2 separate regions of the Homo sapiens genome follow, and region 1 is linked to region 2. A link is an interaction called in ENCODE POLR2A ChIA-PET data of the cell type or tissue named here. Cell type or tissue: A673. All regions are shown on one strand. Links, peaks and the distances in the headings refer to the core of each region. The heading gives the core; the rest is flanking DNA. Region 1 has its middle 41 kb from the start of SEMA6D. Region 2 overlaps LOC124900354 (a long non-coding RNA gene).

Region 1 (2,919 bases), core at 228-2,727, 280 kb before region 2:
CCTCTGCTTTCTCTTATTCTATGTGCAGCCACTGTGCTTGGAAGGGTGAGGGTTCTGCGTATCACCACTCAGGATCACTCATTAGACCTTGCCTTTTAAACCGAAAGGCTAAATTACATCTTCAGAAGCAGTGCTGTGTAGCCAAAAGCAAGCTTAGGGGAAAGGGCTGGCAGCTGGAGGAGGATGGCGCTTTTGTAGTCTCAGAAAGAATTGTGTACATGAGGATTAAGGTGCAGCTAATTATAGGAGCAGACTATGGAACTGACACCATTTTGCAGCTGCCCCTTTATTGAGGATTCACTGCGCATCCGAATCCCTTCCCCAGCAGAAGTGGGAATTCCTGTTAGTTGAGGGGTTAGCCAATAATTAGCACCTGCCAAATTCTAGGTCTCTTAGAAGACCTCCTGGCTCAGTGATCTAAGTGAAAACGAATGGTGAGCCTCCGCATGAGCAAATAAAACAGGCTAAGTTACATAACAGCATATCAGCAATGTAAGCCACAGAGGTGTTCGATCCAGGAGTGACCTTGGTGTCATAAAGCCACACAAAAATGTTTCTGAGGTTATTGGCTGTTTGGCATTATCAACACTATTATTTTCTAGTTGGCATACATAATTTAGGATGATTTAACTCTCCAACTTTCTGATTCTTTTCCTTGGCCCTTGTGATGGGTGAAATTGTGTCTCCCTTGAATTTGTATGTTGAAGCCCTAATCCCTAGGACCTCAGAATGTGACCATATTTGGAGAGAGAGCCTTTAAAGAGATAATTAAGTTAAAATGAGGCAATTAGGGTGGGCCCTCATTCAGTCAGACTGGAGTCCTCGCAAGAAGAGGAAACTTGGACACACAGAGAGACCAGAAGGGCACACACCGAGGAAAGGCCCTGTGAGGGGCACAGCAGGAAAGTAGTCATCTGCAAGACAAGGAGAGGGACCTCAGGGAAAACTAGCCTGCTGACACCTTGATGTGGGACTTCCAGCCTCCAGAACTGTAAGAAAATACCCAATCTGTGGTATTTTGCTATGGTAGACTTGGCACACTAATGTACTCCCCTCCCTAAGAGGCATTGATATCAATTAGTATTGTGTTTTTCTTTATATAAGAAAAAAATCAGAATAAATGACAGCTTGCAGAAAACCAGCATTTATTTTGTATGGCAATTCCATGATCATCAGAGCTCAACTTCCTTCTGTCTTTCTGTTTCACCATCCTGGCACTGGCTTCTGTGGTGGTTCTGGGCTTATTTGCCCTCAGAGGCATCCCTACCCCTTTCCCTGATGTGCCCTGTACTGCAGGGAAGCTGGCCCCTGTAGCTTGTATTGCTCTGGTTCTTGAGATTATTGGCTTCCTGCTGAGTTTTGCCAGTGGGAGGCATTGGCCAGAGTTTGATGGAATGGGGAGGGGGGAGGGGGGAGAAGCCTTTCTGCCTTGGGCTGCCCCTGGCAGTGGCTGTGTCTATTTGGGGCTCTGGCTCCTACAGGCTAGGCCCACTGTGTTTCAGCTTCTGTTGGGTGACTCTGCAGTCGGCTCCAGCAAGACACTCTCTCTCCTTTGCCTACCCGCGGCATTGGTAGTGGCTAATCTCTTGCTAATCTCTAGGTTTTCTCACCATTTTGTTTGGCTTCTCAGCTCTTCCAGGATCTGTGTAACCACTTCCCCCCTTTAAATTCAATCAACATTAAATGTGAAGTATGATTTTGCTTTCCTGGTTAGACCCTGCCTGATGCAACTTCTATACTGGAGATCACCTCATTATCCAAGCTAGCTGCTAAAACTGCACCCATCATGTCTAGTTCTAGGACATAGGACAGAAGGAGAGAGAAAGTAAAGTAGAATGAAAAGGTCTTGCTTCTTGGCTAACTCAGCTCCTTTAAGCAATCTTTTGGAAAAATCGCACACATTTCTGCTTATACCTCATTGGTCAACAATTAGTGCCATGACTACCCCTAGAAGCAAAGGAGGCAAGTTTTCCATATAAGCAAAAGATGGGAAGTTACAATTTCTGCAATTTTACGAATTCTGACATTAAATTGTTCCTCCAGTCAAACTGAGATTAATGGCTCTCACTTGCAGCAATTGAGGTACCCTGCTAATCCCAAATAGTTTACTCAGCAAGAAATAGTGTGAACCCGAGAGCCAATGCAGGCTAGGGTACTGTTCAAGTTACCTATTGCTGCAAAACAAACCACCCCAACACATAGATCTTGAAACAGATATTCATTATCTCTCATGGTTCTGTGGGTAGGCTGGACTCAGAGAGTTCTCTCCTGAATATTTCATGGGGTCATAGATGGTGGTTGGGGCTTCAGTCTACGAAAGCAGCAGTCTCCAACCTTTTTGGCACCAGGAACCAGTTTTGAGGAAGACAGTTTTTTCATGTGGGGTGGGTGGGTGGTTCCGGGATGAAACTGTTCCACCTCAGATCATCAGGCATTAGATTCTCATAAGGAGAGTACAACCTAGATCCCTTGGAGGCACAGTTCACAATAGGGTTTGCACTCCTCTAAGAATCTAATGCTGCTGTTCTGACAGGAGGCAGAGCTCAGGTGATAATGCTCGCTCACCCACCACTCACCTCCTCCTGTGTGGCCAGGTTCCTAACAGGCTACAGACTGGTACCAGTCTGCGACCTGGAGGTTGGGGACCCCTGTTGTAAAGGTTGAGCTGAGATGGATGTCCAAGAAAGCTTCACTTCTTGACTAACAGTAGGTGCTGGTTATAGGCTGGGAGCTCAGCTGGGGCTGTTGATTGTATTGCCTGTATATGGCCTCTCCATGTGGCTAGAGTTTCCCATAGCACTGGGGCTGGGTTCCAAGAGGCATCCCAAGAGACCCAGGGAGAAGCTGCTAAGATCCCTCATGACCTAGCCTTTCAATTTTCCAGTGTCACTTTTGCCACATTCTATTAGTCAAGCAGAT
Region 2 (2,919 bases), core at 95-2,594:
TAACCTAATACATTGAAAGGATCCATGTTGTTGGCTCAAACTGTCATCACTATCAGTTAGTGAGTAACTGAGCTGCCTTTAAGGAGTTGAAGGGCAGAGAAAAGTGGAATGTATGTAACCCAATCCTTCCAGTGAAGCTGACCCACAGAGCGCATACAGTTGCCGTAGTTGAGGCCATATGTCCAAGTCTTGTAACTCAATAACTTTGTCAAGCTAATTGGCCACAGGTGGTCCACAAAGCTGAGCAAACAGCTGAGCCTGTTCACTATTTTTGAGGCTGTCTTAACAAGTTGCTTGAAATTGGGTGTTTATGATCTCTCCACTCCAGTGGTTCTCAACCAGGGGTGATTTTGCCCCTCAAAAAACATTTGGCAATGCCTGAAGACAGTTTTTATTTTCACAGCTAGGGGAGATATTGACAATGGCATCCAGAGGGTAGACGCCGGGGATGCTGCTCAACATCCCAGTATGCTCATGACAGCCTCCTACAACAAATAATTACTTGGCCCAAAATGTCAATGGAACCAAGGTTGAGAAACTATGCTCTATTAAAACGCAGATATGGGTTCTGGGTCTTCCCCTAATAATTTATTTTGTTTAGCAGAACACAATGGCTGTGTGATAATCAGGAACCAATGTAAAGACTTACCACAGTCCTGAACTTGGAAAAGGTATTCATGGGTCCTGAACTTGGCAATGGAAAAATATCTAACCTCATCTGTGTGTGTGTGTGTGTGTGTGTGTGTGTGTGTGTGTGTGTGTCTGTGTGTGTGTGTGAGAGAGAGAGAGAGAGAAAGAGAGAGAGAGAGAAGGAAAAGAAGGAGTCATTGTGAAAAATAATTTGCAAGCAGAGACAGCAATCCAAATCTGAACAAAGAAAATCGTTTAATGCTAAGCCCCTACAGCACATGCATAGCAATGCCAGGCTAGTGAATGAATGGGATGAATCTAACCCAATAACTTCCAATAAAATGTGCAGAAATTGTGTGCAAAAAGCAAAATCCCCCCAACAATAAACAACAAAAGACCAGTATGCAAATTCAGTCCTTCACAAAAATTCATCCTGTAATTTTCTACAGATTGGCAGTGATCATAGGAGTCGCATAACAAGAATATTGAAAGGGCAGGGAAGAAATGGCATTCCAGAAGCAATCAGAGTTGGCAGCACTTGGCCTCCACGATGGGCACTGGGAGTTTCCTGATGGGTTGTATATTATCTTCCCAGTGGGTGGTCCTGAAGTTGCCAAGAGGGGAGGACTCAGCAGGACACAAAAAATGATAATAGGAACGGTAGTCTGTAGCACAACTCTTGTTTTAGTCTTAACTCCAGGAAGTCTGTAGGTATGAAAGCTCTGGAGCTGCAGTATGCAAAGAGCAGAGGGTGAGCAAGTCTGGAGATAATGCGATTGGATTATGTAGGGAGAAAGTTGGCCTTTCCTACCGCATGGTTTCTTTACCACTAACCTTACCCCTTGATGCAGTGTCAGGAAAATGGCCCTAGCTTCTTTAAAGGTGGCTAGAATACTCCTGAGAAAAGATTATATAATGAATCAGCTCTGGAACCTGCCACCTTGGAAGTAGTGACTGCCACTGAGGAAAGAAATTAAGAAATTCAAATGGAAGTTGCCAGTAAACTTTCCTTTTCAAAAGGAAACATTGTCTTCTCCTAGGACATTTCTGCTCCTCTCACTCCTGTGATTTTGGAGTGCTTTCCTGCTTTACTGCTTTGGCATCGGTATTAGTTTCCGATGGCTACCATATCAAATTACTGCAAACTTAGCATCTTAAAATAAGTCAAATATCTTATCTTGCAATCCTGCAGGTCAGAAGTCCAGCATGGGTCTCACCGAGCTAAAAATCAAGGTGTTGGCAGGAATGCATTCCTTCTGGAGGTTCTAGAGGAGAATTTGTTTCCTTGCTTTTTCCAGGTTCTAGAGGCACCTGCATTCATTCCTTGGCTTATGCCTCCTTCCATTTTCAAAGCCAGCAATGGCCAGTTGAGTCTTTCTCACATGGCATCACTCCAACACTGACTCCTCTGCCTTCTTCTTCTATCTGTTAAGAACATTTGTGATTACATTGAGCCCACCCAGATATTCCAAGATAGTACTCCTATTTTAAGGTCAGCTGATTAGCAACCTTAATTCCATCTGCACACCTTAATCTTCCCTTGACATACAGCATCACATATACATAAATTCTGTGATTAGTATATAGACATCTTTGAAGAGGCCATGATACTTCCTACCACAGCTTCCCTGTTTGATCTCCCTTTTGCAATTTTGGGTTGGTTGCTCATTGAGGGTATACTTGGTACCAATAAGCTTCTATGAATAAATGTATGCTAAGTGAGTAAATTAATGACTGCACGAGGAAGTGAAGTGTTAATATTCCGCTTTCTGTCTTAACTTTATAAATTCTGAAAACAAAAGTAATTAGTAGAGCTTCTGAACTCTCACCCACACACTAATAAAAACCTTCAGAGACCATGTGTTCCACACTCTGGACAGCTTAGCCATGTTTCCAACTTCTGACTTCAGTGACTCGCCTCTTGGCATTCTCAGGATTTAGTAGTTTGAGACCAGAATGGGCAAGATCTGTTTCCCATCTTCCCCACATAATCAAGATGCTCAGTAATGCAAACCTTGTCCTCTCACAGCTCTACCCTTTATCCATTTGTTGTTTTAATCACTTTGATTCAGGATGTGTCTTTAAAAAAAAATCCCATGAATTTATTCCAACGAATTAACCTCTTTTCCCTTCACTTGAGAGTTTGGGTTTAGGAGCAGTGCATGAATAAGATCAGTCAGTCAGTGTAGAGTTTTTATTTACTAGACTCCTCTGGAAAGTATTGAACTCTTCTGGATTCAGATTTATTTTCCTATTAGGTTTTGTGAAGTTATAACAGCTATAAAAATA

Evidence for each region. ChIA-PET counts read pairs that join two places held together with the same protein. Peaks named below come from ENCODE experiments on the same cell type or tissue, not always from the same donor. Only the 100,000 strongest peaks of a DNase experiment are listed, where the experiment ranks them.
Region 1: POLR2A ChIA-PET joins it to region 2 with 11 read pairs; 1 of 35 experiments calls an interaction of 5 or more read pairs at or near these places.

The regions. Positions count from the first base shown.
Region 1 is chr15:47,674,550-47,677,468 of GRCh38, forward strand. It overlaps a transcript of SEMA6D not described here. Among named protein-coding and RNA genes, the nearest start is that of SEMA6D, 41 kb to the right of the region's middle. In A673, for the core only: no CTCF peak of the experiment used is centred there; a DNase peak (open chromatin) is centred at 1,352.
Region 2 is chr15:47,951,806-47,954,724 of GRCh38, forward strand. All of the region lies in intron 1 of LOC124900354 (a long non-coding RNA gene), which reads left to right. Among named protein-coding and RNA genes, the nearest start is that of LINC01491, 110 kb to the left of the region's middle. In A673, for the core only: no CTCF peak of the experiment used is centred there; a DNase peak (open chromatin) is centred at 1,226.